4 separate regions of the Mus musculus genome follow, and all the other regions are linked to region 4. The links are chromatin loops, found by intact Hi-C in ENCODE. Cell type or tissue: heart. All regions are shown on one strand. Region 1 overlaps Ing3 (inhibitor of growth family, member 3). Region 2 overlaps Tspan12 (tetraspanin 12). Region 3 holds the start of Ing3 (inhibitor of growth family, member 3). Region 4 holds the start of Tspan12 (tetraspanin 12).

Evidence for each region. Peaks named below come from ENCODE experiments on the same cell type or tissue, not always from the same donor. Only the 100,000 strongest peaks of a DNase experiment are listed, where the experiment ranks them.
Region 1: a loop joins it to region 4, with 1.9 times the contacts of the local background. A loop is called at or near these places in 2 of 42 quality-filtered maps.
Region 2: it touches region 4 in a loop (6-fold over the local background); 8 of 42 quality-filtered maps call a loop at or near these places.
Region 3: a loop joins it to region 4, with 3 times the contacts of the local background. A loop is called at or near these places in 11 of 42 quality-filtered maps.

The regions. Positions count from the first base shown.
Region 1 is chr6:21,965,510-21,970,509 of GRCm38, forward strand. It overlaps Ing3 (inhibitor of growth family, member 3), which reads left to right. Exons shown (of 12, transcript NM_023626.4): 5 at 225-321; 6 at 2,118-2,189; 7 at 3,376-3,495; 8 at 3,769-3,926; 9 at 4,405-4,598. Among named protein-coding and RNA genes, the nearest start is that of Cped1, 18 kb to the right of the region's middle. In heart, no CTCF peak of the experiment used is centred here; no DNase peak of the experiment used is centred here.
Region 2 is chr6:21,794,748-21,799,747 of GRCm38, forward strand. Tspan12 (tetraspanin 12) reads right to left here. Exons shown (of 9, transcript NM_173007.4): 8 at 831-974. Among named protein-coding and RNA genes, the nearest start is that of Gm30270, 55 kb to the right of the region's middle. In heart, CTCF peaks have their summits at 399 (motif pointing right) and 2,619; DNase peaks (open chromatin) are centred at 2,564 and 4,074.
Region 3 is chr6:21,948,097-21,953,096 of GRCm38, forward strand. It overlaps Ing3 (inhibitor of growth family, member 3), which reads left to right and starts at 1,519. Exons shown (of 12, transcript NM_023626.4): 1 at 1,519-1,697; 2 at 1,942-2,013; 3 at 4,033-4,133. The coding sequence starts at 1,670. In heart, a CTCF peak has its summit at 2,062; DNase peaks (open chromatin) are centred at 1,385 and 1,885; H3K4me3 peaks cover 2,285 bases; H3K27ac peaks cover 1,888 bases.
Region 4 is chr6:21,849,506-21,854,505 of GRCm38, forward strand. Tspan12 (tetraspanin 12) reads right to left here and starts at 3,028. Exons shown (of 9, transcript NM_173007.4): 1 at 2,901-3,028; 2 at 2,507-2,662; 3 at 1,505-1,640. The coding sequence starts at 1,570. It overlaps Gm30270 (a long non-coding RNA gene), which reads left to right and starts at 2,913. Exons shown (of 2, transcript XR_377371.2): 1 at 2,913-3,221; 2 at 3,764-4,278. In heart, a CTCF peak has its summit at 2,128; DNase peaks (open chromatin) are centred at 1,616, 2,156 and 2,816; H3K4me3 peaks cover 2,829 bases; H3K27ac peaks cover 2,617 bases.

The DNA.
Region 1 (5,000 bases), 120 kb after region 4:
GAACATTTTCTAACAGATTTGAGACGCTGCTTTCTTAAAAATAAGGTTGGGGAGGTATTAGCCCAGTACCCTAAGATGTACTAAGATATAAGTTGATTGACTAGTCTAAAGATATGAAGCAGACTTACCTTTTAGTAAAGAAATATTGAAGTTTCGTCATTAAACCGTACGTTAGCTGGGCCCCAGATTTTGGTGTTATCTTTTTTTTTTTTTTTTTGAAACAGGTAGATCGCCACTTGAGAAAGCTGGATCAGGAACTGGCCAAGTTTAAAATGGAGCTGGAAGCCGATAATGCTGGAATTACAGAAATACTAGAGAGGCGTAAGTACAATTTATGGTTTTTCTATTCATCTTGGAGAGTAGTTTTCTCACAAAAGCCTGCCAGATCATATATGCCCTTTGGTGGATGGTAGCCTCTGGGTCCCGTAACTTCTAGGCTGGCATTGAAGTCTTTGGGTCATAAACACTGAGAGAAATATGCAGGCTGTCAGTCTACTCCCTCTTTATGAAGACAGCATACAAAGTCTTTCACTTTGTGTTGTTTTCACTTTGAGATGGGACCATGCTCTATAAAGCTTGCCGCCCCAGCCTCCAGACCATTGTGATTCTGAGCACGTGTGCCCACATTGCAGACTCCGTGCGTGTTTAATATTCACATATGCTAAGTTAGAAGAGAGTTAGAGAAAGAAAGAGGCAAAAACGTCCAAGTGTCCACCGTGAGAGCCAAGCCACGCCTGTTCTGTGTGCTTCAGCTGGCAGAATTGTTGAGACTTTGCTCCTCACCTGTGTGGACTGAGGTTTCCATCGCTTCCGTAACACTTCCTCTTGTGCTGGGAAGTCTTTTCAAAACCTCCCCTTATCAGAAGAACTCATCCTAATATTTTTTGTTGTTGTTACAAACTTGATGTGCTTAAACTTAGTCCCAGATATCGCCTGGGCTTAACTCTGGGGATTCCCCAAAACGTGAGCAAGACAGATTTGTGTTTAACCAGTTTCACATCTTCTCTAGCCTAACTAGGTGAGGTAGCAGTTTGTTGGTAGGGTCAGAGGAGGTAGTCACTGAGTGGTAAGGGAACCAAGTTAGTCCTCAGGGTGATTTCTATGACAGTCCAGTTAGGGTCCAACAGTGCTCATTCCTTGGTACATTCACCAGCCAGTTCGTTTCTATTGCCAGGTAGTGGGTTTCATGACTACAGGGTACCTAAGCTGTGTTTACAGGGGCGTGTGAGGTCAACTGGACAAGCCAGGCGTGTGTCTGTTAGTAAGGATTGCAATTTTAAATTTAAAAGTAGATCCTTGCTTCACATAATTATCTTCTTTATTGGTGATACTTTTATTCCGGAGGAAACCTATCTGAGGATAATAGATACTGGGGAACAAAATGAAATGTTGTATGACTACCTTTGAAGGTTTCTTTCTTTTGGAAATGCTGTTGGTGGCTGTGAGTAAGCCTTGCCTGCCTCCTCACTGCTTCAGGGAGTTAATGACACAACCACTAAGGACCCAGACACAGGAAACGGAACGGGGTCACATACAAACTGTTCATCCTGCCCTGACATCACTGTATCTCAACGAATCTTTAATAAGTTGAGAGAATTTCTTCAGAAGTGTTTTAAAGCTTGGGATTGGGGGTTATGCCCTTTACTGTTTGCAAGCAAAGCCCTAAGCTCTTTTTTGGAACTGTCAGTATTGCAGTTAATTTTTGTGATTGAATTTCTTTGTATGCAGTAATATCCCCATCACCTAGACCTTTAGGATAACGTATTAAAAGGCTTTCAATTTTGTTACTAGATTGAATTTTTTAGATCTCACCATTAATAGAGTTGTAATGTCCTTTTTTCTATTTGTGTGACACTCAGCATGAAAGATTCTCTAATTAGATATTAGCATATCTTGAGCTGTTGTGTACTTACGGTGAATACTGAGAAGTGAGTCTTCCTCCTTAGAGAGAGGACTGCTCAGGATGCAATTGAAGATAGTAACTCTCTACATGTCTGTCTAAAGTGATATGCCAGAGGTTGGCAGTCATATGTGAGGGCCATCTTGTTGGGGGTTGGTTTAAGTGGAGATTCTATAGTGACGTTTAATCCTGGATTGTCTCTGTGTCCCCTCTCTAGGATCTTTGGAATTAGATGCTCCTTCGCAGCCAGTGAACAATCACCACGCTCATTCACATACTCCCGTGGAAAGTAAGTCTGGCTCAAGTACAGTTTAGCACCGTACATGTCACCTGTATGTGCTCTTTTATTAGCTCTACATAAGCAAATGAGAAACGTCCTTTCCTTTCCCTTTTTAAAAAATCGGCTTTTTCCAAACCCAGACACTATTGCATATGCCAGCAAGATTTTACTGAAGGGACCCTGGTGTAGCTGACTCGTATGAGGCTATGCCAGTGCCTGGTAAATACAGAAGTGGATGCTCATAGTCATCTATAAGATGGAACACAGGGCCCCCAATGGAGAAGCTAGAGAAAGCACCCAAGGAGCTGGAGGGGCCTGCAACCCTATAGGTGGAACAACATTATGAACTAACAAGTACCCCCAGAGCTCGTGTCTCTAGCTGCATATGTATCAAAAGATGGCCTAGTCAGCCATCATTGGGAAGAGAGGCCCCTTGGTCTTGCAAACTTTATATGCCCCAGTACAGGGGAACGCCAGGGCCAAGAATCGGGGTGGGTGGGTAGGGGAGCAGGGTGGGGGAAGGGTATAGGGAATTTTCGGGATAGTATTTGAAATGTATATAAAGAAAATACCTAATAAAAGAAAAAAGAAAAACAATAGGCTTTTTATCACAGTTTACGTGTAGACTTTTCCATTTAAGCAACATATATTTAATTTGGGAACAGGAAGTCTGTTCTATCAGCGCAGAAACAGATATAAAACAGATCTAGGGAGTGGTACGACTGACCCAACTATACACTTCTTCATGTAGGCCCATTTCTTTCAGCCTTGCCTTCCAGTGCTTAGCTGATATTTATCATGTGATAAAATCTTGTTATTAGTGAGTTAGTGAAAGGGGATTATTGGTTGCTACATTTTTTTGACAAGTCAATTCAATAGGAAAGAGAGGTAAATTGGAAGCTATTCTAAATGGTAGGCAGTATATTATGATGGACTTTCTCTCGTGATAATGTGAAACCGTAGTACATCGTGGATTGTCTTTAGTTTTTTGCTCCTAGTTTCTAAAGTGCTTGAAATGTCTGTTCTCTCCATGAACCACGTGACAAAGACTGTTTGCTTGTCCCCTCCTTGGTGAGCATAATGGTCCATTTCACAAGGAACCGAGATCATAACTGTACTGATTTATAAAGGGGTGGAAGTATTCCTCTCTGTAGTCCCCTGAAGTTTGAAATTTGTGAATTTTCTTTTTATTCAGAAAGGAAATATAATCCAACTTCTCACCATGCAGCAGCAGACCATATCCCTGAGAAGAAATTCAAATCTGAAGCGCTGCTGTCCACCCTTACATCTGACGCTTCCAAGGAGAACACGCTGGGTGAGTTTCGTTTCTCGAAAGTGGTAATTTGCTTGTTTTGTTTATGTTGGAGTAAGGGATAGAGGAGCGCTCAAGATTATAATCCACACATGTGCTACCTCTGAAGTCTACATGATGATAAGAAGGAAAAGGAAAATTGCCTTGTATTTTCCAGTTGATTCAATCCCTAAAGTATATGAAGAATTTAAATTTAATTTTATATATGGGGAAATAATTTATTTCAATCTCAGAAACCTTATGTACTCTGCAACCATTTTTTTTTCTTCTTTACAGGTTGTCGGAACAATAATTCCACAGCTTCCTGCAACAATGCTTACAATGTGAACTCGTCCCAGCCCCTGGCCTCCTATAACATTGGTTCATTATCTTCAGGGGCTGGCGCAGGGGCCATCACCATGGCGGCAGCACAGGCCGTGCAAGCGACAGCACAGGTAATAGTCGTGGGTAGAGGCAAGTGCTACATTGGTTCCCGTCACTGGCAAACCTCAGTAGGAGCCACTAGGTGTTAGCAGAGCTTTCAGACATCATATAGTTTGAGCTTGAAGTTGCCCTTTTAGGCTAGTTGGTGTTTTAGTAATAATGCAGAGAAGTTATTGGGTATAGAGTGACGCATCATGCCATCACGTTGACCCTTTTCCCAGTTAGTGCACAAGTTACCTTCCTGTCATCATGAGGACAATATCTGCTCTTTCTGTACCATTGGGCTTTTATCTGTGTTGGCTGCAGTTAGCTCATTTCTGTGGTTTGCACATAGTGTGAGTTAAGACATTCTATTTCCCATGTTTATTCTCAGCTTAGCATGAAAAAGACTCTGAATTTTTCCATGACTTAAATAACCATAACGTGTAACACTTAAAGAGAAAATACATATTTACATATATTGATGTTGTCAATACATGTCTACTTAAGATGAAAGAAGGGCGAAGAACATCGAGTTTAAAAGCCAGTTACGAAGCATTTAAGAACAATGACTTCCAGCTGGGAAAAGAATTTTCCATACCCAGAGAAACAGCTGGCTACTCCTCCTCATCGGCACTCATGACAACCTTAACCCAGAATGCCAGTTCCTCCGCCACGGACTCGCGGAGTGGCAGGAAGAGCAAGTAAGTTTCCCATGGCAGTGTGTGTCTTTGTTCAGGGTTGTTGTGTGGAGCTGTATCCATACATCTCCAGGGATTAACCACAGCAGGGTACAGTGATCCAGGCTAAACACTGGATAGGCAGTTGGCTCTCTGCACTGCCTCACCTTGAAGGCAGGAAGGAAGTCTTTCAACTGTTAGAGTCATTTGTAATTGTTCTCAGTTAGTATGTAAGTGACTTCTTTTTACTTTCTTTTGTTCTTTCAGATAAATCATTTTGTGTCACTATTCCTATTTGTAGTTTAGGTGTTTAGAAACCCTGTTGTCTGAGCTGAAGGAGGAAAAAAAGGTGCAAATGAGAGACCAAAAGAGTTAGTTATATAATAATGCATTTTATCTTTATTTTAAATGTATTACTTCTCTACA
Region 2 (5,000 bases), 55 kb before region 4:
GTGTATACATGTGTGTGCAGGAGCCTATAGAGATCAGAGGAGGTGCCATATCCCTTGGAACTAGAGTTAAAGGTGGAGTTATAGTTTTTAGACACAAAGTGAGCGTTAGGAGCTAAACCCCAGTTCTCTGTAAGAGCAGTAAGTAATGTTTTTAACCATTTCACTGAGCCATCTCTGTAGCCCAGCTTACAGATAAACTTTACATTTTAACTTGAGAATGGTATCCCATTACTCACTGTGAAACACCTAAGGACAAAGGAACATAAAAATTCCTACGAAAGAGCAACTGAGTCCTGGAAGAATGCACAATAAGTGAATTTGGGGGGCACCAAATGATTGATTTTTAAACCCAGTAAAATGTTTCAGCAAACTAAAACTGAGATTACCGGTTACTACCAGCAGGGGGAACCAGAGAGCGGCTCACATAATTTTCTCAGGAGAGTTTTGTCTCTCTTACATCAAGGCCCTAAACCAGTCTGCCCAGGCTTCCCGCACAGAACCCGTTAGCTGCATGATCTGCACGTGCCTATTTTCAAGAGCTCTAGAAGAGCACAATAGGATCCGGCTGTAGGCGTTAAAGTGTAAAATCTAATTAATGAGAGTGATTATTAAAAAAAAAGATAAAATTCAATTAATGAACTAGGTCTTTCTCAATCCTGTTTGTTGAAATATGGTTACTGTGATTTTTCACTTTTTAAAAAATCATGTATCAGAGATAAAAGAAAAATGAGGTCTAATGATATACACAAAAAGTGGAAATTTAATCAGCATAGTGTTGAAGAGTGTTTTGGGACGTTTGTCCGGGATATGATGCCCACGCATGGTCTTACCTCTTGGTAAAGGTCACTGAGATCTTCCTGGTGAGCCTGCTTGGAGCACCCTGGGAACTCCCTGACACAGCAGGAGTCGGGAGGCCAGTCCATTTCTGTCATTTCCAACCAGTCAGTGAAGTACACCACTCCACAGCACTTAAACTAGAACAGAATCACCAGTCACACTTAGAAACGACACAGAACAGCTTCTGTTTAACCTAATAGAATTGAGAGAGCTGATGTCTTAAATGTTTGGACTGAGTTAAACGTCCCTCATCAGCCGGAGATGTCTGTGCATTCTATCTTGGGGATGAAAACATCATACAGGAACAGCAAACTCACCATTCCATAATGGAACAGTTCTGACCTGTGACACCCACCCCTCCTAAAAGCAAGTCGGTGTCACAGTCTCCAACTTCAAGATGTTTTGCAGATGATCACAGCGATGAAAGAATTGTCAACCACACTTACAAATTCAATAGCTAGTCTTTCATTATCATTAACTTCTAGTCAGCAGAGAGTAGCTAACCATTTTGCTTATTATCTATTCACTAGTATAACTAAAAATTCAACTATTGTGATGAAAGTTTCCACAAATTCCATGGAAATAAAAAAACCAAAAACTTGTTGACTGAAACTCACATCTCAAAGGTAGCCAGCCATCTTGGTTTCCTTAATCAAGGCAAAAATTCTGTAAATAGATATTTGTTTGACTTATTATTACCCAGGAGAGTGAGGTTCCTGATAAGCTAGCATATTATATCATTATAATCTCAGAAAAATAATGGCATGCCTAGCTTGAATGTAGCTGAACTTAAGAATGCGAGCTTGTCTGGCGCTAAGCCTTGTTAAGAACACTTTCAGTTGTGCTTCACCAAAGATTGTCAGAAACGCTGATGAAGGCTTACAAACAGGGCTTGAAGGCATGTGCAGCCTGGATTTAGAAAAAGCAACTGTGATCAGGACAGCTTTGCCCTTGGATAACAGAGAAATCCTCTTCTAGACAGTCGGAAGGAAGGAATATGGGCAGTCACGGAGAAGAACCCTGCCAAGAGGGATGGTTATGCAAATTACTTCGCCCAGGAGACCAATCCGTGCTCAAGATTAACACGGAATCATAAAATATCACAATCCAGCGCCATTTCAAAGCTTAACCAAAACCAACTTGGAAGGATTCCGAATTCCTCATGCAACAGCAAGCGAGGAAAATGCTCAGTGTACTTGGGACATTTCCACTCACTTGCCTGAAACGCTTATGATTTAAAGAGCTTATGATTTAAATATAAAGCGGCATCACAAAAGCACCTTGAGTGATAAGCTCTTAATACTAAGAGTTTTGAGAAACTTATAAGACATTTTCCGTAGTGTTTAGAAAGCGTGGGTGTATCACAAACGTCACAACTACGCAACATCGTAGCACCACAAGGTTAGCATAAACGTCAGAGATTCTGACACAAAGTATTGGGAGTCCTGAAAATAAAGCGCATCTTTAAAGACTCCACTTCCTAAATATTTTAAATGATCGCATTTTGAGGTCACTATTTTAAAAGTCTTTTACCCAGAGAAAACTGTCTTTCCCCATTTCTTAGAGGGGCAAGCCTTTCTAAGCGGCAAGCCAGGGCCATTCTCAGAGCACCCTACTTCCAGTCACAATGGAGCAGCCCATTTATCTGGCTCTGTCAGGAAATGAAGACTTCCATAGCAGTGGCTTTTCCAAATAACTTGAACATGCTGTGTTCAGTGCCAACATTGTTAAAGAGCTGCTGACATCCGTTCTTTCCTACGGAGTTGTTTCAGAGCCTATCCACAGAGGGCTGTGGATCTGTACGAAGGCTTTCTGAACCTCCTGAAGGTGAGTGAACTCAGTATTACACCAGCTCAAGTCTGTGCTCTGTCACTACCTGCCAAGAAGACAACAGGTTCATTTCAAGGTAGCTCTGCTCCAAGCTGATGCTATGTTAAGCTCTAGAAAACACAATAGAATCATTATTTTTATTTATTTATTTATTTATTTTTTGGTCTTCGTTCTTCTTGAGTTTCATGCGTTTAGCAAATTGTATCTTATATCTTGGGTATCCTAAGTTTCTGGGCTAATATCCACTTATCAGTGAGTACATATTGTGTGAGTTCCTTTGTGATTGGGTTACCTCACTCAGGATGATGCCCTCCAGGTCCATCCATTTGCCTAGGAATTTCATAAATTCATAGAATCATTATTTTTACATATAAATAAACTGAGCCCCTCAATAGGTGAAGGGACTTTCTGATCAGTCAGAAAATGGCAGCAACTATGATTCCAAAGCTTACACAAGCGCTACCATTAGATATATATGTTTTTATTGAAAAATTATGTTTAAAATAAGGTATTAGGGAGCGTCACTAAGAATTATGCAAGATCCATTCAGTTACAGCCCACGTGCAGGACCACAACAAATGAGTTCCAAAGGTGTGTTTATTGTAGAGGAGAAAAATTGTCCTAGGCTGAGTTGTCTCTCCCATTCTAAATTTTTATGTTAAAATTCTAACCCCTGTACTTATGAGATTGTTCATGTCAAGAGAGCCACTGGAAAGGTAAGTAATCTAAAATAAGGTCAACAGCATGGGCTTAATCAGGTATGAATGATATCCTTATAGGAAGAGGAAATTAAACATGGACACATATAAAGACAAGACAATGGGAGGACATGGGACGAAGGCTTTTACATGCCAAAGGAAGAGGCTTCAAAGAGCATCAATACTGACACTCTTGAACATTCGGCCTCCAGAAGAGTGAACAGACACTTGTCCTGAGTGACCGCACGTGTGATACTTCAGTGTGGCAGTCCTGCCAGACTAATAAAGGGCTTTGAATGCCTTCTGGATATTTGGACGGATTCGCCACTCTTTTTATGCAAACTAGAATTGTGAGGTAAGAGAGAATATTTCAAGTGAAGCCAGGATATAGCATTTGTAGCACTTGTTTATGGTCCATGGAGGTGGAGCCCTGAAAGAAGGAAAAAGGGTTCGCTATTTCTCAACCTGGGTTACCACAGTTTGCATTCTAAGTTCCAGAAAAATAAAGATTCTGGGAGCTCTAGCAGGGGCAGTTCCTGAACACAGCCTTCTATAAATGCCCTGGTGCTTTACACGTCTTTTCACGGGGTTGTTTTCAGTCTAATTGTGCAACAAACAAACAAAGTCAGGAAGCAACGGAATATCAGGAAATCTGTGTGACACTGATAATTTCGCCATCTCAGCAAGAGTGGCACAAAGCCAGGTTTGGAGACTGCCCTAGACTTGAACCTCTGCCGTGGGCATAGGCACAGCAGAATGAGTAGCTAGCTGGCTATCTAGTGAGATACTCCTTCCCAAACACGTCCTGGTCCAGAGCTTGAGAACGGAAGGCAAGCTAAGATGCTTAACTTAGTCTCCGAGGGACGCCATTCCATTCACAAGGAAAAAAACTTAGGAGAACTGGTCTGAGGCAAAATCGATGATTAATCTCAAGTCACTAGATTTCCACTTGAGATTCTTGGATGAAATGTAAAACAGTTTGGAACAAAAGAATGTCATGCAATGTCACTATTAATAAGCATATGATAAATGAGACCAAGTTGATGATTCCATTCACTCTTCTCGACACTCCATGAAGTGAGCATCTGTATTGGTCCTATTTCGTAGGCATGGAAACTGAGGCTTACGAGATAAGGGAACTGATACTAGGTAGCAGAGCTAGCATTTGAATCAAGGACATCCTGACTTTTAAAAAAAATGTTTATACTAGCTAAATTCCCAATGGGGGGAAAAAACTTTTAAAATGTTAAAGTGATGTTTAAAACATAGGACATGGGTATCTCTAAAAATAGAAAATTATCATAAAAGAGAAAGATCTAAGTAAAACTTTAGATATTTATTAAATAAGTCATTAAATAGAAACTTGAGAGTAGCTCACCCGCACTTCTAAACAAGCTCATGTAGGCCAGAAGAAATGAGGAGGAGAGATGTATGTGAGACGAAAAGACACACATGGAGTGACTCAAGGCATGCTGGGAAAAACCTGCACCAATGGTCTACATAGACTTGAGTGACTCAAGGCATGCTGGAGAAAAAAAAACTGTCCCAGTGATGTCTACACAGGCTTGAGTGACTCAAGGCATGCTGGAGAAAAAACAAAACAAAACGAAACAAAACAAAACAAAACAAAACAAC
Region 3 (5,000 bases), 99 kb after region 4:
AATTCAATCTATCGGTGCAATAGAATAAACCTCAACTACATAACTTAATTTGACCCTAAGTTTGATGGTGTCTTGCAGCAAAGTTGCAGAGTCAAATGCTAATATTCTCTAGCAAAACTCGATTTTAACTCCAGCAGTGAAATTTCTCTATATTTATAACCCTGGAAAAGTGAATTCAGAGTTAAAAACCCCAACACAGATGAAATTAGGCACTGTAAACAAACGTGGCTGCTTTTGAACAAAGAGCACAAACAGATAAATAGTTTTAGTACAAAATTTAAATTAAACAGGTGTAGACTAAATATATTTAACATTCAAGTAATAAGAAAATGGCTTTAAAAGAAGACAAAAGAGAATACAAGTATGTCATTGTAAATAAAATTGTAACATAAAAATATTGAGTAGTGAATAAAATGTGTCATACTGATTTATTTTCTTTTGTATGAGAAAGGGTCTTCCATAATCTGGGTTGGCTTCTAATTGCCTATGTTGCCAAAGCTCACACTCCTAATCCTCCTGTCTCAATTCTCCCACTTAGGGGATTACAGGTGTGTGGTGTTATAATCCACCAGATAGTCTAAGAAGGGATCATTTTCCCCAAAACACAGAAGCATTTAGTGTACGAATTTTTATGAAAGGCATTTTTAAGATAGAAACGGGGCGGTGATACACTTGTTATACCACCAGTGAACATTTGCTAGGGTTATTAAAAAAGCCTGCCCAGAACTATAAACATTAACCCAGCTACTTACCCAACATAAATTTAAATCATTGTTAGTATATGCCAGCAATGCATTAAATCACTATAATTTATGGTTGGTTGTTATTTATTCATCTATTTATTTACTTTATTGCGGATGCATTTGAACAGTTGTTTTACAATGAACACAAGATACACCGCAAAACATAACTGGCTACTGAATACTATTTTGGGTGTCTTTTAATTTGGGAAATGCACATTCGCTCCAGTCTCACTATAAATTATCTTAACGTTGCAGGGACACCAATCACTTGTCCCATTTATTTATCAGGAGTGAATAATGAAGATAAATTCCAGCAGCGAGTTCTGTTCTAAACAACCTGAATTTTCCGAACTTAGCCGATTATTCTAGCGTTTGGAATCTTTGCTATTTGCCTAGCACAGCCAGAAATCCATGACTCACAAACGGCGGGCTTAGAATCACCGCCCAGAACAGGTGAAAAGTTGTTCCTAGTTGTGTCAGGCAGGCGCATACAACTCCCGTCATCCCCCATGTAAGAAATCAACAAATAAACAGAGGCACCGCATTTCGGATTCTGGCGTGCCCGTTTCGCGCAGGCGTGTGGTTTCTGTAGTTGCCACTCCAAGAGACACCCTCACTAATGGCCACGCTCGGGGAAAAAGAAGACTACATTTCCCAGAATACCGCGGAGATCCGCACCGGCCGGTTGACGTCATCGCTGCAGACAGCCAATAGCAACGGCGGGCGGCAGTGAGGCAAGCGCCGTCAGGCGCCAAAGTGGAGCCTTTTTTTTTTTCCTTTGCTTTTTTTTTTTTTTTTTTCCTTTGCCGGAGTCGAGCGGGTGCTGCTAGCGGAGGCGCCATATTGGAAGGGACAAAACTCCGGCGACAGCGAGTGACACAAATAAACCCCTGGACCCGTTCGTCCCCGCAACAGTCAGGGCCGCGATGTTGTACCTAGAGGACTATTTGGAAAGTGAGTGCGCGGCGCCGGCGACGCGGCGGGCGGGATCGGCGGCGGGCGGGAGCGCGAGTGGCCGGGCGGGCGGGATGGCGGGAGGGAGGGGGAGCGGGGGATGTTTCTTTCTCACGGTAACTGGCAGCCTCGTTGTGAGCCGCCCCCCCTCCCGTACGCACGCACGCACGCACGCACACACGCGTGACGCCAGCGCGTCCCTTCGCCGTTGGCCCCGCCCTCTGACGGACTGTGCCTTTGACAGTGATTGAGCAGCTTCCGATGGACCTACGGGACCGCTTCACGGAGATGCGCGAGATGGATCTGCAGGTGCAGAGTAAGTGGCGCGTCTCCACGGCCCCGCGCAGCCCCGGCCTCCCTCGGGCATCGCCTGGCGGGTCCTCCGCGCTACTTTTTTCAGGCTGTGACAAGGAGGCGGCGGGCACACCGTACCGTTAACACGCGGGGCACAGCAAACACAGTTGTTTGTGTACTGCATGGAGATGACGACACTGCACCGCAGTGGAAACTCGCGTGATTTTCAGAAGGTTTGCACCCGAGCCTGGATGTGGAAACTTGGAGTTCTGCATTCAGACTTAAAAGTTCATTACATTCCGAATTTCTCCAGAGCAAAGACATAGAAGGGCAGGCTAGGGACCCTAGTGAACTCGGAAGGCCGAACTTTGACAAGTTGCATATTAATGGAAGACACTTAGAGCTGTGAACAGCGTGGACACTTTCTCAGCCAGAAATGAGTGAGAGAGATCAGATTTTAAGGAAATCACCCGCTTGCTCTTTAGAAAACTGTAGACGTTTGATAGGCTTCCCTACTGGTTTCTTGTTTTGTAAACACAACCACGTCATTCAGGCTGGTCTCACACTCAATATGTATAATAATCCTAGGCTTGCTCTAATCTCCTCATCTTCCTGCTTCTGTCTGCCTAGTGCTTGGCTTTTCAGGCATTGCTAGCATTGATTTTTTTTTCTGTCAGTGCTTGGCAGCTTTATATGTGACTTATTTCCAAAATGAACCTTGTTCTTTTGAAAAAGCCAGACTGGAAGAGGCTCAAAGGTAACTTGAGTTTGCTAAGGGCTTGTTCTCTTCATTCATGAGCCTCTGCCGCCCCTGCCCCTCATTTCTGTACCTTTTGTCCCTGACTGTACTTTTCTCATCTCAGTCTCTGGGTCATCTCTTGGGGTGCATTGCCCAATAGCCTCTCATAAATCTGTGACTGGAATAGGTGTGCTTTTTCTCTTTGACTTTAAGGTAGTTGCAGTAGTAAACACCTGCCGAAGCACATTCCAGAGGGATTGAGTAGAGTTTGGTGGCAGACAGATTTGGGTTCACTCTTGGACAGGACGACTAGGACAACTCCAGCCTTGCTGCCTGGGGGGCTTGTTTGCTTTTTTTTTTTTTTTTTAAAAACTGACAGTCTTCTGAGGATTTAAACTAATACAGATAATTAGGATGTATAATGCCCATTACAAATAGGTTTAGAATAAAGGATAATTTAAAACATTGTCAATCATTCAATTTTTTTAAAATTCTGGGATAGTTTGGATTTAATCTATTCATATGACAGTGCTTTCAAGTTTACTTACTTTGTAATCCTGGAGTTTTCGGAAACAAAGTGAGTAGGCATTAAAAGTATCAGCATGTCTAAGGTCAGCAAGTAGCTGAAAGTAAATTGTGTTTTAAAAATGAAGATTAACTAGAGCATCTCAGCATCTTTTGTAAAAAGCCATCCTGCTCTGAAGTTGCTTAAATGATAAATATAGTGGGCAATTTTTTCTCCATTTCCATCACAACAAAACCCCTTTTATTTATTTTTTTAGCAGCCATCCACTGAGGTCATTATTTTTGACCTGGGCTTTGGCGAAGCCTTACATAGAGTAAATAGCATGTGTGTTGAGTGAATAAATGGTGAGCAACGGTCACATATATTATCCCTTCCTGTGAGAGGACGTGATGAGGTGCTTGGTGCTATGGAGCAAGTGTTGACTCTGTCATCACTATTTTTATTAAAAGAAGTATGAGACCGTCCCAGGAGTACTGTTAGTAAGCAGCTCTGATTGCCGTAACCAGCTGACTTAATGCCATTAACTTTGATTTCAGTGCGGGTTGTGGCGTAGATCCTTGTCTGTACAATTCACTCTACCTTGATTACTGGAAAATGTTTTGAAATAGCAAAGTCAGTACAGAATATTTCAGCTTTTTAAAAACTAATGTAATGAAGGCACCACTGCTTATAGTACAAAATGTGTATAAGCTAAAACAGAGTTGTCAGATGTCTTTTTTTTTTCCTCAAATCAAAGCAGTTTGGTCGGCTAAGTATGAAATGTTTTATTGTGTCAGATGCAATGGATCAACTAGAACAAAGAGTCAGTGAGTTCTTTATGAATGCAAAGAAGAATAAACCCGAGTGGCGAGAAGAACAGATGGCATCCATCAAAAAAGTAAGTGTGATGCCTTGGATAATTGGCAGTCACATTGGGACCCTCTAGGAGAGATAGTAACATTACGTAGATACCTGGATATGGAGTGAGGGCACTTATGAGGGACTTGGGGGCACTTGGTATATTCTAGACCAGCAGTTCAACTCAAGGGGCAGATGACCTTTTCACAGGGTCACCAAAAGCCATCGGAAAACACATTACGATTCAGAAATAATCTCATGGCCGAGGCTCACCACAGCATGAGGACCTTTGTTAAAGGGTCACAATATTGGGAAGGTAGAGAAGCACTGGTTTAGAGCTTCCTGTAATTCTTGCTGAAGTTTATTTTAGCTAGTGCTGCGGGCCTTAAGGCTGTCCTGCAGATTAGATTACAGATTAGATAAGCTCACTAGTGCTGTGTGTGTGTGGGATCTGGTGTCTTTCTTTAGTGGTGTCTAGGAACACAACTTTCAAAGATTTGGCTTTGGTCCTCACTGCCATGTAGCTGTGTGACCTGGGTCAAGTCTTTTAACATGAGGAAGAATAAGTCCTTACGCCTAACCTTCATATAAAGTTTTCAGGGATATACAGAAACATTAATCTTGGAACTGAAAATTTCAATTGTGTTATTTATTCTTCCATCTGTAAGGAAGATTGTCTGTTAGGAGGGGGTAAACCAGCTTTCCTAAGAGAAGTGGTCCTGGCTTGTAAAAATGCCCAGGTATGAAGGAGGTTAGAGCTTGCGTATGTTAACCTAGAGTTCACTAGCCATCCTTTTCAACTAGAAGTTTTTCATGCAGCACAATTTGAACATACCCCCAAAAGTCTAGTTGTCTGTGGAAACACATAGGGTACTTTTTTCTTTTATGAAAAGAAAATTTTTGGTTT
Region 4 (5,000 bases):
TTAATTGAATGACAAAAGATCTTATTAATGAGGAGGTGCGGACGTGCAAAAAGGCTGTGTGTTAAAGACATCATCTAGGTGCAAGAGTAGTGAGTTCTGTCCCTGGGCGCACCACCACTGAAATAGCTGGCCTTTGCCATGCCATTTAACTTGCTCTCAATTTCCTGATTTACAAAGAAAAGGAAGTTCAACAAGGCCTTCCATAAAGATCCCTTTAGTGTGAAAGTGTAACAAGGCGATCACTGAGAAGATGAACGTAGGCAAGTGAAAACTTAGCAGTAAGAGTAATTTCTATGCATTTTAGAAGAAACAGAGCGCAAAGTCTCAAAACCTGGTAGCTAAGTAGGTAAGTTAATGAGCAACTTTCAAATGTGCCCTTTTAGAATTAAGAGGCACAGTAACATCGATGAGTGATTTTTCTGTTTGCAAATGGTGAGTGTAATTACTCAATGCTTAACTTTTTCATATTAAGTTTTAAAAGTTGTCCTTTTAGACAGTGCTCAAACGATTTATTAAAGACTTAATTTGTCATCTTAGAATGCTGTCAATCCAAAAGGAGCAATTTAACAAAAATATCCCCCTCTAGAGACCAGCTGTAATAGCTGTCAGGAAATAAGGGGGCTAGCCAATGCCAGACAGACGAGAAATAAATATACTGCATACTAAAATTTCCAACAGGAAACGTTGAATATAAATTATTAAAGGAACACAAAAATGGCACAAGAGAACTTACTTAAGTATGACAACCTTCTGAAGTAACATTCATAATTTTAATACTCGTATTTCCGTAAGCATTATAAATAATACTACACTAACACTTGGTGAAAACTTGGATAGAAGACACCAAAAGTCACTAACTCATGCAGTGTAATTTCCGTGGGCTTTTAAATTGTATGTATTTTGTTTCCTCAGATGGATGTGTTGTTTCCTCAGATGGATGTGTTTTTTTTTCCTAATATATACATATAATTCCTCAAACATTCCCAACTTAGAAATAGTTATAAGAAAACCACTTTTTGGACTATATGGAATTCCCTTTAAAAACGTATCCAGACTTTTGGTAAGATATCTAGGTGTGACTCTTTCCAAAGATATATTAAGAGTAGTTGCCCCAACAAGTTTTCATAGGCTGTGGTGGTGACGTATAGAAAAAATGTAAGGCTTGCACAGTTATCTAAAATTCCTGCAAACTAGCGGTTCCCGAGTAGTCTGTCATAGTCTCTTATCTTCCAGTACAAGCACGTGCACTTATTTATATCCTTAGATTAGCTTCATGTTACTTGGCACTTGTATACAGGAGCGGCTTTTTTTTTTTTTCTAATTTCAGATGGAACTTGAGCTAGATCAAAGGTATTCGAAGAAGGTCAATTTTTACTTCTCTGACCAACAGAGGATGTGATCTCACGCCGTTAATTCACGCTGAGCCAATGCCCTTTGGCGCCTTATCTGGTAGTTGAGAAAACCCAATCTAGCCATCCCCACCCGCTGGGATAGTAGGACTTACCCAAAAGAGCAGGTTGAGGGCGTAGAGCAAGCAGCGCAAACACTTCACGGAATCTTCTCTGGCCATTGTGAGTCTTGGGAGGGAGAAACCCCATCCTCTCACCACATTCTACTGGTCCAGGCAGAGCCCCGGCGATCTGCAGGGGCGGGCACAGCAGAGAACTACCTTCACAAGTGAACCCCTCTGCCAGCCCTCAGCTGGGTCCCCAGGATCCCCAAGCCTAGTTTATTTCAGACGTCCTCTCATCGAAACTCATTTGTTAGAGTCTTAAAGGGAATAAAACTCCCAAAAGTCCTCACATGGCATCGGATAACACCTGCTGCCAAGAGAAAAGGTTAACTCTCTGGATGAATGTACAGTAAACTAGTTTTCCCAGGGGACCAGTGGCATGGCCCTTGAGACTTTCTTTGCTGTCTCCTGGGGGACAGCTTTGTGACTCTGGAGATGCCACAGGCTCCAGTGCTATCCCTATTCCCAAGGACGGACACACACACACATCGACCTCTCGGAGCACAGGAATGCCCTTCTCTGGGCAGCTCCTGGGCCCTACCTCCCTGCTCCCACCCCACCACCGGGTCGCACAGCTCGGGTGTGAACTCGGGAGCCACTGGGGGCGCAGCACAGAGCTGGGATCCCGCCCGGTGACTAGGGTTTCTTTGGAAGAACGTGAGAAATGCAGTTTGTCCTCCGGGAATAATGGATGAGCCTGGGGCGGGATGGCGGGGAGGAGAAATTGGGGAGTCAGGGCCGGTGCGGCAGTACCCAAGCCGGACCGGTCATCATTCACTACCACCCCCGCCCCCCCGGACGCGCAACCTCGGGGTCCCGCGTGCCGCCGCGACACTGAGGTCCCCGCCGCCCGCAGAGCACAAAGCCTGCGCGGTCAGGCAAAGTCACCGGCGGCCGCACGCCCCCGGCAGGACGCACCGCGCAGGGCAGAAGCCACTCCGGCAGGCGGCAGGGACCGCGGGCAGGAGAGATGTGGGACTTGTGGCCACTCACCGTTCGAGCTGCGCTCCTGCCGGGGAACAGTCGGGGACACACAGCAGACACTCATCCGGGCAGGGACGCTCCTCCCGGAGAGCCAAAGGGATGCATCGGCGCCAGCAGCAGACGCTTCCTTGTCTTCCTCTCTCCAACCGTCGGCGTCGCTAACTCCTGGGAAAAAGAAAAAAGAAAAAAAAAAAAAAAAAAAAAAAAAAAAAAAAAAGTCCCGGGCAGCAGACGCTGGAAAGTCTCTGCTAAGCCACCTCCCAACGCCGCTGTCCCTCCCAAGTCCTCGCCAAGTCCGGACAAGGCAGCAGCGGCAGCCAGGGCCAGCTGCACAAACTCTCAGCGCATGCTCGGCCGCTGGCTGCCGGGTTGGGTCCTAGTGGGTGTTTCTTGTCCCTCTTACCCAGAGTGACACCCCAGAGAGATTCTTCACCTCTGCGAGATAGAATGCCGGAGAGATTAAAAACCTGCAAAACTAGGAGGAGTCCTTGCAGCACACCCCTTTAAAATGGTACCGTCGTGGGAATGGAGGGTGGGTTATAAGGAAGCAGGCTTTTTATTATATGAAAATATTTGTGTTTGAGAAGGGGGGCCACCGGTGGCCCAACCCAATTCCTGCAATGAGAGACGAGTTTTCAGGACCTTTGTGGAGCCGCCTCCGGTGACTTGTCATTAATGTCCTGCCCTGTGAACCTTATTGATTTGTTGCACTCCCCGATCAAAAGTAGGTAAATAAATATATAAAATAACATTTCTTTCCCACTCTGATCTACTAACATTTGCAAAAACCATCAATGTATCTCTATACAGATTTAGCATCCAGATAGGGAAAAGATCAGGCAATTCTTTCACAAGTTTCCAAAGTTTTTAAACTTTCTCCTGATACTGTGGTGTCTTGGCAATGTTGGTGATTTAATCTGGAAAGGCACATAGGGTAGTGAATCTTTGGAAGCCGCCTTGATTTTTTTTTTTTTTTAACTAGAGATTCAGTAGGGTATCACAGGAACCACATCACAAGAATCACAAAGCATAGCTCCAAACCTATCTTCTATTTCAGAAGTAAGACATTTTCACACTTAAAAATTAAAATTGCTGGCTCATGTTGCTCCCATAAAAGATTAGGTTTTATCCCTCACAGTAGTATATGTTGCTGTGACCATTTGTTTCCTCGTCAAATAGGAAAAACAAAACAAAAAAAAAAAACAAAAAACAAAAACAAAAACAAACAAACAAACAAAAAACTCACCAAAAATTGTGTTACCTTAGATCCAAGCAACATCTTTGAGAAAAACTAATAATCGGAGTCTTCGGGGCAACATGCAGCTGTGGTCTGTATCCATCATCACCTGTCTGCTGTGTGGCCAAAGTGACAAGGAGACGTGCTCTAAATTGGTTGGTACCGAGGTCAAGACCATGAGAGTCAATATGGATGCCCAGGCCTAGGGTATTAACATTCCTCCTAAGCAAATCACTAAGACAAGTTCTAAAAAGCAAACAAGGACAGCCATCCACACAAATTGCCAAGGAAATCGTCAGTCATCCATCAGATGGCCCCCACTCCAGCAACAGAGTGGCTTCAGAAATTGTGGGAGGAGCTAAGAGAGCCGCTTTCATCCCTTGTGTTCACAGGCAAGCGCAAGGTCAGCTGCCTGCGACTGAAACAAACCACCATCCAAACTGTGTGCTGCCACACAGTTCCTGAGAGACCTAAAATTTTCTTCATACAAGGGAGGCTTTGACATTAAAAGGAAGAAATGAATGCCCATAATAAAAATAAAAACTATCTTCCATTGCTAGAAGATTGATTGGTAAATGCTTTCTGCATAATCCATAAATTCCTCGGGTTCACCTACCTGATACACACCTACATGATAAACTAGTAATACAGATGAAAGGTCTTTAAAAGTATGTTTGTCCTCCATCTTCATAGTAAATAAGAAATGAGGGACAGATTAGTAGCCTCACGTGGCCAACTCTTAGTGCAATTGGAGTCAGGCGACCATCTGGAATCCAGAAACACCCTGAAGCTCTGGTGAACCCCAGAACACTGAAGTCAGAGTCTCCAAAAGTGTGGCCTTAGCTAGCATGCAATTTATTTCACCATTTCCAAACATTTCCATTTACTGAGTGCGCAGTAAAGTTTAAAAATCTACTAGGCTTTCCTGGAAGCCTCAAATGAGCAGAAGAGCCTCTTTGGGGTGTAGTGGGATTAAATTCCTCACCTGCCAGTTGAAAAACTGAGAATATCCCCCTCTTTCTAAGCAAGAAGAAAACAACTGTAGTTATTTCACTAATACTCCCAACAAATTGTCTTCAGAAGCTTAATCAACTTCAGTAGGAGAGACCTCATTACATTTAAAATATTGCAACACGGGGCAGCTGTCATGGCCTCTACTTGACTATACCTCTTGACACTTCTCTGCCCCTATTCTGCCTTTATAACTTCAGCGAGGTCTCCTGTTAGGAAGCTCTTGACTACAGTGATGGGAATCACAGCTGCCAT